2 separate regions of the Mus musculus genome follow, and region 2 is linked to region 1. The links are chromatin contacts, found by Hi-C or POLR2A ChIA-PET in ENCODE. All regions are on one chromosome and are shown on one strand. Each heading gives the region's core, a stretch centred on a gene start or an enhancer-like site at or near the end of the contact. The rest is flanking DNA. Distances are from core to core; before and after follow the strand shown. Region 1 holds the start of Best2 (bestrophin 2). Region 2 holds the start of Dhps (deoxyhypusine synthase).

Region 1 (5,559 bases), core at 811-3,310:
CTGTCCAGTGCCCAGGTCCTACAGCTGGCAGTGTCACCCCAGCCAGCAACCTTTGTTGCTGAAGTTTATAGGCTGCTGGGCAGCTGGACAGCGGAGATATGGGTCCAAGAGTGGCCAGCCCAAGCTGGTTCCTAATTTACCCGGGTGGGGCAGACTTCTGCCAGTCTGGGAACACTGAGTCCTAGCCAGATGGGCCTCCAGGGGTGGTGCTGCACTGGGCCATTCCCACGTCTGTTGCTCAGCAGGTAGATAGCAAGAAATGCATGGGGACTCAAGAGTATCTCTACCAGATCTACTCTCTGAGCCTCTGCCCCTCTCATACCTGTGTATCTGTAGACATCCTTGAAGTTGGAGGTAGCAGTGGGAGTGCTCTTTGGGCCAGGCTATGAGTAGCCCTCCTGTTGGTGTGTCTCTGAAGAGAAAACCTCTGCCTCAAATCAGTGTCAAATGTAGGGACAAGGATTTGTGTCCCTGGTGGTGTGTTTAGGGCATTGTTGAGTATGAGACCTAAGTATATGTCTGGGTGTTTCTGCATACAGAACATAACAGTACATAACAGAGAAAGCACTGAGAAAATGTCTCTCTATTTTAAATTTTAGACAGGGCCTAACTATGTAGCTTAGGATGTCTTTGCATACATAGCCTCCCAAATGCTTGAATTATGGGCATATGCCACCATGCCTGCCTCCATATATTAATGTACAAATGGGTGGGTGTCACTGGGGTTTTAGTTGATGAAACTGTAGTAAGGATCCCTGTTGATGCTAGGGATGTTGTCTAGGGCTTTACAAATGCTTGACAAGTCTTTTGCTGTTAAGCTACACCTATAGTCCTTGCAAATATGCCTTCACTACGTTAGCAAATGTCAGGAACCCCCAAGTTCCTCCTCTGACCCTAGGACTATCCCACTATTTTGAGAGAGGTGCTCCCACATTTATTTCTCGTGTGAGTTTGGAGGTGTCTTTGACTTCTTTTCTCTATTGGGTTTTTTAAAAAATATTTATTTCAAGCTGGGTGGTGTTGATGCACTTGAGAGGCAAAGACAGGTAGATCTCTGAGTTCATGACCAGCCTGGTCTACAGAGTGAGTTCCTGGATAGCCAGGACTACTACACAGAGAAACCCTGTCTCAAAAAAAAAAAAAAAAAAAAGTCTAGAACTGGGGTTTTAGACACTTGTAAGCAACAGTAGGGGTATAGGTACCAAATTCTGAAAGTACAGGCAGTTTGAGTTCTTAGTCACCACATGTACTTTTTCATTTCTGTCTATATGTGTCTCTGCCTGGGTTGGGATATGTGCACTTGGGTACAGGTGCCCTTGGGTCCCCTGCAGCTGGAGGTAAAGGTGGTTGTGAGCTACCAGACTGGGTGTGGGGGACAAATTCTACAGAAGCAATATACACTCAACCACTGAGCCACCTCTCCATCTGTTGGGTTTGTGGGACTCCGTCTCATTCTGTAACCCAGGGTAGCATGGAACTCATGACAGTCCTCCTGCCTTTAGCTGCCAGCATTCCTGGCTGACCTTGAAAGTCTCTGTGACAGTGTAGATTGCCACTGTGGTAAGGGAAGCAAAATGTGTGTCTGGGTCTACAATGTGATGTGCATCTTTGTGACAGCTTGAGACCACAGGAAACTGAAGGGTGACCCAGTCTTGCTGGGCTGTGGATGTGGGGTGTGTGTGTGTGTGTGTGTGTGTGAGAGAGAGAGAGAGACCTTCTCCTTCCCGCTTTTTCAGCTCTAGGTTCCAGATACCTTGGACCTTCTCCCTAGGAGGGAGGGATACAAAGAGGAGCAAAAAAGTACAAGGCAGACCACACACACACACACACACACACACACACACACACACACACACACACACACACTACCACTACCCCACCCAACCCCACCCCCCTGCCCAGGAGACAAACTGGCAGACCTTCTCCAAACAAAGTTCTGAGGCTGTAACTCAACTAAAGGGGATGGACTTGGGAGGGGCTGCCCACGCCCACTCCCCAGCTCCTTCCCAAACAGTCTGGCTTCAGCCCCACCCAATACTGAAGACACCCTCCCTTTTAGTCTCTGTCCCTTGTGTCCCTGTACGGCCACAGGTGAGAAGGGCCAGGTCTGGGAGAATAAATGGCCCTGGACTGGCAGGCTTTGGGCAGGACTCCTGGAGAGAGAGGGGCAGAGTGGAAGGCTAGGAGGGGCAGCACAAAAGGAAGAAAGGTAAAGGAGAATCTGAAGAAGGCCTGGAGGTGTCGGAGCTGGGGGATTAAATGGGCATTGGGGTAAGCTGGTTCCTTGTCAGAGGAAGGGAGGCTGCTGGACAGACTGGGGAGCCGGAGCTTTAGAGACGCCATTCAGAGCAGTTCTGAATATGAGGGGGATAGTAGTTCTGCCGGGGCAGACTGTAGTCTCAAGAGAGGACAGAGAGAAAGCCAAACTTGGGAGAGTGGGCAACAAGAGGGGGGATATTGAACCCTGAGGATTAGAAACTGAAGACTCAGGAAGTCAAAAAGATTGAGTGTTGTACAGGTGAAAGGGATAGGAGGGTGTGTGGGAGGAAGGTCAAAAAGTGACTAGATTCATCCAAAGGTTTAGGAGTGAGGGACCTAAGATAAAGTCCAAGGGGCTTGGACCATCAGTCTAGAGAAGGAAGGCAGAGCAAGACTGGGAGATGGGAACTCGAGAAAGGGCCAGGACCCGGGAAAAGGGGGGGGGCGTTTGGGGGTTGGGGTAGGGTGGTACCAGGACGGGAGTGAGGACCGCCCTAGGGCAACGAGGTGCTAGGGTGCTGAGACATTGGATATCATCACCTGCTGCGCTGTCGCCCGCACCTCCACCTTCAACTGAAAGCCCCAGGATCAGCCCCTCCCAGCATCTTCCCTTGGCTCACAGGCCCGGACCCAGGCTAAAACCTTCTCCATTGGCCACACTGGCCAGGCGCAGCGATGACCGTCACCTACACAGCCAGAGTGGCGAATGCCCGCTTCGGTGGCTTCTCGCAGCTGCTGCTGCTGTGGCGCGGAAGCATCTACAAGCTCCTGTGGCGAGAGCTGTTATGTTTCCTGGGACTCTACATGGCACTAAGCGCCGCCTATCGGTGAGAAGACCTGGAGTTGGGGCTGGGGATCTGAGCCCTGCGGAAGGGACTGGGAGTGGAGGGGAGACCTGTAGCTACTGCATTCCCTACCCCACAGCTTCTTACTGGCAGAAGAGCAGAAGCGCTACTTCGAGAAGCTTGTCATATACTGCGACCAGTACGCCAGCCTCATCCCCGTCTCTTTCGTACTTGGTGAGGTTGGGCCCCCTGAGAATCTTATTCCTACGTAAGGGAGAAATCTGTTTTCCATCCATGCTTCTTGGAGACCCCCATTCCTACCCCTCTAAGACTCAAATCTAACCTCCAAAGCTGGGTGTGGTGGCGCACGCCTTTAATCCCAGCACTTGGGAGGCAGAGGCAGGAGGATTTCTGAGTTCGAGGCCAGCCTGGTCTACAGAGTGAGTTCCAGGACAGCCAGGGTTACACAGAGAAACCCTGTCTCGTGGTGGGGGGTGGGGAATCTAACCTCCAGAGCTTCCCACTTCCAAATCCACACCTGAAAGATGACCATATGACCCTACATCCTGAGACATTTTTTATGATGTCCTCTAAGGTGCCCCTTGGGAGCATCACCTCACCCACAGACATCACAAGTTGTATCTGCGTCAGGTTACTATCCTCCACACACACACCCATTCTGAGCACCCTCCCCCCAGGAAATAGATATTATTCCATTCAAATCCAGCCTGGCCCCTAGCCCTACAGAAAGCTCACATCCCTTGCATCACGTGGATGGGATGAACTGCCTGCCCAGCTTCCCCTTCCCCGCTCACACAGGCCCACACTCTTTCTATGTGTGGGGTTTGGTGGTGGTGGTGGTGGTGGTGGTGGTGGTGGTGGTGGTGGTGGTGGTTTTGTTTCTTTGTTTGTCTGTTTGTTTGGGACAAGGTCTCTTACTATGTAGTCTCGGCTGGCCTGAAATTCCCTCAGTAAAACAGGCTGAGGACTAAACTCTCTCTCTCTCTCTCTCTGTGTCTCTCTGTGTCTCTCTCTGACTCTCTCTGTCTCTCTCTCTCTCTCTGTTTCTCTTTTTGTTTCTCTCTGTCTCTCTGTGTGTGTCTCTCTCTGTGTGTCTCTCTCTGTGTGTCTCTCTGTGTGTCTCTCTCTCTGTCTCTCTCTGTCTCTCTCTGTGTCTCTGTCTCTGTCTCTGTCTCTGTCTCTGTCTCTGTCTCTGTCTCTCTCTCTCTCTCTCTCTCTCTCTCTCTCTCTCTCTCTCTCTCTCTCTGTCAAGGTTTCTCTGTGTAGCCCTGGCTGTCCTGAAACTCACTCTGTAGACCAAGTTGGCCTCAAACTCAGAGATCCACCTGCCTCTGCCTCCCAAGTGCTGGGATTGTGCCACCACAGCCAGGCTTCCAGGCTTAAACTCTTTTATAAATTCCTGGTTTGGGGACTACATGTGGCTGCTGTGGTAAATCTATCTAGATGTCCTCGGTGTACATTCCACCTTCACACACCAGTGTCCTCACCTTGTTTCCAGTCCAGATAACCCAAGCAAGCCCAGTGGTTCCCTGGGGTCAGAGGAATGTACCTTCTGGATCCTAGGATCTCCACTTCCATATTAGGACCACAACTCCCCATCTCAGGGTACCTCAACCTGCTCCAGTCTCTTTGGCTTCAGGGCTAAATCCCCACGTTCTCAGACCAGATGGCCTGTGTGGTCAGGGTGACCAGCCTTTTCTAAGGTCACTGATGCAAAGACTGTATCAGTCCCAGAGCTTGAGCTCCCAGACTCTTGGCCCTTGCATCCTTGCTGAGTTTCCATCTCCGGCTTGTCCCCAGGCTTCTACGTGACTCTGGTGGTGCATCGCTGGTGGAACCAGTACCTATGCATGCCTCTGCCGGACGCACTCATGTGCATAGTGGCTGGCACCGTGCATGGGCGAGACGATCGAGGCCGCCTCTACCGGCGCACGCTCATGCGCTACGCAGGGCTCTCCGCGGTGCTGATCCTTCGTTCTGTTAGCACAGCAGTCTTCAAACGGTTCCCCACTATAGACCACGTGGTCGAGGCTGGTGAGTCTCTGGCCAGAGGATGGCAGGGCCAGACAGGTGAGCGGTGCGAGTAACGTTGGATCACCCCCCCCCCCGCCCCCTCCAGGATTTATGACCCGAGAAGAGCGCAAGAAGTTCGAGAACTTGAATTCGTCCTACAACAAATACTGGGTGCCCTGCGTATGGTTCTCGAGCCTGGCAGCGCAGGCGCGGCGAGAGGGGCGCATCCGCGACAACAGTGCCCTAAAGTTGCTACTAGAGGTGAGCCTGAGAGGAAGTGATTGTTAGAATATCAGAAACTGTGCACGTTGGAGTGGGTCGAAGGTGGCTGACCTCGCAACCTCCCACTTCACATGAAGCAGTATTCCAAACCCCCTTACCAGATTTCCATGAGGGCAGCCCTGTTGTGTGTGGTAACCCTACCCAGTTGTATGTCATCACCAAATACCCTGCAGCTCCAGGATACACCAGCCTAATTCAT
Region 2 (5,559 bases), core at 1,280-3,779, 57 kb before region 1:
TTATAGGAATGGAAGAAGATCATGTCACCCAGTGAGCCATCTGTGAGTGCTGGACTCAGCACAGGGATGTGGTTCTGGTGGAGACAAGACCAGTCAGCAGCTACAGCTCACACCCCAGGAAAACCCTGACCCCCAACCCAGTGGCGTCCCTCCCAACCTGTGTAGGCCACTCAATTTCTCTGCTGGACATGACCCCTCTGTTCTACATGTGGAGGCAGAGTGAGGAAAACCACACATGGCTTGAAGGTGCTGGCACACTGAGCACTGGCTTGTCACTTCCAGACTCTTGTGCTGCACTGTCCCTGGGTGCACAGTACCCTGGGTCAGGCCCCACTGACTTCTAGGGTACTACACTAAATCCCGGGAGTGTAGGGGCATAACTAGGAGAACCTTGCCATCAAGTGATACACCTCGTCTAATTTGGGGAGACCAAGAATAATTATAGAGACGCTCAGGTAGCTACAAAGACAAAGTCAGTACAAGCCAAAGCCTGGGAATACCGTCCCCACCCAACCCACCTTATGGGCCCAATAATACACAGAGTCTGGGTTGTTGATCTCCTTCCCAAGCCGGGAGATCATCTTGGAAGGTGTCCACTTCACACCCTATCATGGGAGAGAATATCGTATTAGCTCATATGTCTTCTGACTCTTACTATGCAGGTCCCCGAGCCCTTCCAGCCCCACCTCTGTGTTCTGCTCCAGCACCATCTGGTCCAGAATGGGCATGAGCCAGTCCTCAAACTTGCAGTAATTGTCATTCGGCACCAGCAGGTTTCCAATCCTGGAAATGGGAGCCATGCGGGCATGGGTCACGGGGATCCTCTGCCCAGCTTCCCCGCCCCGACCACTACTCAAAGCCTCCCTCACCTGTTGATCCCACTCTCCCGGAGCTCCTTCCCCCTGAGGCTGAACTCGCCAAGGTATGTGGGCGCCAGGCATTTGATGAGATCTTCTTCCACACCTCCAGCAGTGGTCACCAATACATCCACCTGTGGTCGGTCGCAGGCAACACTGACCCCCCCTTCTAAGCAGCAACCTAACCTGGGTGAGCTCATCCAGACCTAAGCATGAGCGCTACAACAAAACCAACTCCAGGCCAGGCCTCCCTCTGCCTGAAGCAGACCCACAGCCAGAAAAAGTGGCACGGTCTTGCGATCCCAGCACTCGGAAAGGAGGCTGAGGCATGAGGACTGCCGGGATGTCAAAGAACAATACTCCATCTCCTCACACCCTTTTTTTTTTTTAATCTATTTTGGGCGGTGGTGGTGCATGCCTTTAATCCCAGCACTTGGGAGGTAGAGGCAGGCAGAATTTCTGAGTTCAAGGCCAGCCTGGTCTACAGAGTGAGTTCCAGGATGGACAGCCAGGGCTATACAGAGAAACCCTGTCTCAAACAAAACAAAAACAAAAAAGACTAAAAGATGTATTTAATATATGTGAATACACTGTCCCTCTCTTCAGACACACCAGATCTGTAATGGCATCAAAAGATCCCATTACAGACGGTTCTGAGTCACCATGTGGTTGTTAAAAAGCAAACCCAAATCTTTCACAGGACCGCAAATAATCTCTGAGCCTCTTCATTTCTCTTAACTGAAAAATAACCCTTTTTTTTTTTTTCCTACTGGCCCAAGGAGGCTGGGGTTCCAGAGCTAACGTGGACCCACCATGTTGTGCTGCACGAGGTATCGAATGGTCTCCCGGATGCCTGAACTGATGAGGTTGGAAGTATAGCCCAAGAAAATGGTGCAGCCTGTAAGTGGGCGGCGGCTCTGAGTCAGGTCTGCGTGATGATCTTCATCTACAGCCAGTGGCTCCAGTTTTTTCTCAATCTGGTCATAAGGGCACAGGAAAGTTGCACTAAGACTCCAAACCTCAGTTGAGGTACCCTACCTGGCCTGGATTCCAGAGGTTGATTGCACTCAGGGAGACTACTACAAAACCAAAGCACAACCCCTGGGCAGACCCTAACCCTCCCATTCCAGGTCCAGGTCTGTCACTTGATGGTTTGAGAACCACCCAGTATCTTCAAGTCTCCTTCCACCGGGAAAATCGAACCCCGGGCTCCCCTAGCGTTAAGCTCCTCCTACAAAGCCCTTTTGGATTTTTAACTCCAAGCTCCACCCATCGCAGAACTCTAGTTTACCCGGACTCCGCCCTCTCCCGGACGCTCACGCGGAAATCCGCGCGCAGCGGCCCGGCATCCCGCCCGGGTGGCCCCGCGCCTCACCATGGCGTTGACTTGCTGCACCGCGCGCCCGAAGTTGGTAGCCTGGAAGCCGGTGGTGCGGTAGGCGTCCAGAAGCGCATGGTAATCTACGCCGCGGTTGAAGTCGTAGCCTTGGACCTGGGCGCTCTCGGGCGGCAACGCTGAGCTGTGCTTGAGCACGGCGGCCAGCGCCGAGGAGGGCGCCGCCCCTGGCGGGGTCCCTTCCATGTGCTCGCGGCCGCTCTCAGGTCTCAGCAGCCTCGGCGCCCTGAGACCCGCAAAATCCCTCAGCGAGGTCGGCCGGAGCCCAGGAAGTGCGACTCGAGAGCCTTGGGGGCGTGGGGCGACGAAACCGGAAGTCACTTGGTCTCGTGACCTTGGGCAGCGCCCGCCGTCCTGGTAGCCGCCATTTTATCCCTGTGTTCCGTACATGTGGTCCAGGAGCTGTTACTGAGCTTCAAGCATAGGGAAGTGCCTAGTTTGCAAGCTGTCTCTCTGTCCAAATATTCTTGTCCCCCATGAGCGAAGTGATTGTTTCTTGGACGGTGTCCTTGAACACGACTTAGGGCATCAGGCAAAAAAAAAAAAAAAAAAGAGTTGCAGCCTTTTGTCAAATGGAATAGTGTTTTCTTTTGATGCTTCTTCCAGTCTCCACAAACTTTGTTGCCTCCTCTTTTCCCCCTCCAGCCATAGCTCAATTTTAACTGGATCATGGGCCTCTGGGGAGGCAGGGATGACTGCCATCTATTTACCACGAGAAGCTTGCTGAGAATCTATCATGCATCCTCTTAATGATACACTGAGCCTAGGACAGGGGCACCCCTTCTTCTGGTTTGTGTAGTCTAGACTAGAAATAGTGCTCTCTGCTGGAAGCTGAGATTTAGCAATGGACAAGACCTCTGACCTCCCGGTGACCATAGTATGATGAAACAGAAAATGGTTTAGTGATTAAACCAGGCTTGGGACACACTGCAATCCAGAGGTCGAGGCAGAAGAATCTCGAGTTCCAGGCCAGGCTGAACGATAGAGAGCAGGACCCTGTCTTAACAAAAGGGACCTGTGTGGCTAGGGAAATAGATGTTAGTATGGTCCTTGCTTTTTGAAAAAGCAAGAGTGTGGATTGTATATGTGCGTTCAATTACCAGAACTCAAGGGGCTTGGGGGTTGACAATACCAGTAATTCCAGCTCTGGGGAAGCAGAGACAGGCAGATCCTTGGGATGGGGCCTGCAGAATGACTCAGTAGCCAAAGGCTTACGATAGAAGAAGAGTCTGGATTCCCATACATTCTCTTCTGACCGCCACAGCAGGCCATGCATGCACAAGGTCATAACACAGGCTTGAGGACCAGGTGAATGTCTTCTGAGAGTGACATATGAGGTTGTCCTCTGGCCTACAATCAATCAATCAATCTCTCTCTCTCTCTCTCTGAAGAGGAGGAGGAGGAGTTGGTAACCTGAGCTGAAGGAAAAGGTGATTGGTGAAAACTGCCAAGACCAGAAGACCCAGAAAATTCCTATTACATAAAGACTTCAGAGACACTATTTTTCCAACGATCCCCTTCATTTAACCAATATCTGCCATCAGTGCCCAGTACCACTACCTGGAGGGAGGTCTGCATACATCCGGGAGGGCAAAGTGACTTGAATCCATGATACTTATCACCTCCTCCTCCTCCTCTAGGGAAAAAGTTGAATGAAGGTAGCTATGGCTACTCTGACTAAGATAGTGATGGCGGGGGGGCTAGAGAGATGGCTCAGCTGTTAAGAGCACTGACTATTCTTTTTTTGGTTTTTTGAGACAGGATTTCTCTGTATAGCCCTGGCTGTCCTGGAACTCACTCTGTAGACCAGGCTGGCCTCGAGCTCAGAGATCCGCCTGCCTCTGCCTCCCAAGTGCTGGGATTAAAGGTGTGCACCACCACGCCCGGCACAGCACTGAATATTCTTAGGAAGGTCCTGAGTTCAAATCCCAGCAACCACATGGTAGCTTACAACCATCTGTAATGACATCTGACGCCCTCTACTGCTGTATCTGAAGACAGCTACAGTGTACTCATATAAATAATAAATCTTTTTTTAAAATACATATACATATAGTAATGGCTGTTATGCTCAGAGTCACCATGATCAGCAAGCAGAGGGAAGAGCAGGTAGGGACATAGCAAGAACTTGGTCTCTAGGCTGGTAAGACATGACTTATTGGGTAAAGCCTTTTGTCAGGAGGCCTGGATACCTGAGTTCAATCCCAAGGCCACCGTGGTAGAACAGGTTCTCAGAATGTTAGCCTCTGACCGGTTTCACATGCAACTACCTTACCCTCAACGCACACAATAATTTTTTTTTTTTTGAGACAGTCTCACCATGGAACTGACTGGCCTGGAATTTATTATGTAGACCTGGCAGCCTCAACTCACAGAGATCAACCTGCCTCTACCTCCTGAGGGCTGAGATAATGAATGCAATTTTAAAATAAAAAATTATGCGTTTGTTTGTTTTGGGTTTTTTTGTTTTTTTGTTTTTTTTTTTTTTTTTTTGGTTTTGGTTTTTCAAGACTGGGTTTCTCTGTGTAGCCCTGGCTGTCCTGGAACTCACTCTGTAGACCAGGCTGGCCTCGAACTCAGAAATTCACCTGCCTCTGCCTCCCGAGTGCTGGGATCTGTGCCACCACTGCCCCCAACTTAAGATAAAAATTGTAAAAGACGTTGCTGAAGCAATCCTCTTTAGAGAAATCAACACCAGCACCTTGATGTCAGATTTCCAGCCACCCAGGCAACAATTCCCAGGGTTTATACAATTCACTCTGTGGCTTTGTTGGAGCAGTTCAGCCAGGCTAATACCCTGGTAAAAGAAAGAATGAACAAATGAATGAACAGATGAACAGTGTCAGGATAACCCTTAAGGGACAAAGGGGAAGGATGATAAGCAGGCTAGGTGTGATGCGAATCCCAGGCTGGCTACTCAAGGGGATGAGTCAGTGCCATCTTAGCCCAGGAGTCAAAGTTTAGTCTAAATGATATAGCCCCTGTCTGGGTAATAATGGTGTTGATCACGTAAATAACAGGAAATTCCAAGAGGTAATCTGGTAGACTCTGCAGAGGATGAGTTTACTGTAAGAGGCCTCAAAACAAGGGGACATTCTCTTCATTTTCTTGACAGGGTCCCTGTGTGGCCCAGGCTGCTCTCTAAATCCTGGCTCCCAGCAGACAATCTTTCCAGCTCTGCTTCTGGAGTAGCTTTGCATATACATAATGCCAACCACTCCACCTCCCACCCCAGATTGCTTCTTGTTCTGTTTGACATAGAGCTTTATGTAGCCCAGGTCATCCCTCACAGTGACAGGATCACAG

The links. Hi-C counts contacts between places; a loop is a spot of excess contacts on that map. ChIA-PET counts read pairs that join two places held with the same protein, here RNA polymerase II (POLR2A).
Region 2: POLR2A ChIA-PET joins it to region 1 with 36 read pairs in embryonic stem cell. The contact joins the promoter of Dhps here to the promoter of Best2 in region 1. A Hi-C loop is called at or near these places in 2 of 37 maps with a recorded cell type or tissue (left cerebral cortex and v-Abl transformed pro-B cells). POLR2A ChIA-PET finds 5 or more read pairs at or near these places in 4 of 5 experiments (Patski and embryonic stem cell).

Annotation. Positions count from the first base shown.
Region 1 is chr8:85,010,909-85,016,467 of GRCm38, reverse strand. It overlaps Best2 (bestrophin 2), which reads left to right and starts at 2,060. Exons shown (of 10, transcript NM_001130194.1): 1 at 2,060-2,091; 2 at 2,882-3,086; 3 at 3,184-3,278; 4 at 4,866-5,099; 5 at 5,185-5,339. The coding sequence starts at 2,935.
Region 2 is chr8:85,068,727-85,074,285 of GRCm38, reverse strand. Dhps (deoxyhypusine synthase) reads right to left here and starts at 2,529. Exons shown (of 9, transcript NM_001039514.1): 1 at 2,233-2,529; 2 at 1,670-1,834; 3 at 870-991; 4 at 687-783; 5 at 519-605; 6 at 1-74. The coding sequence starts at 2,439.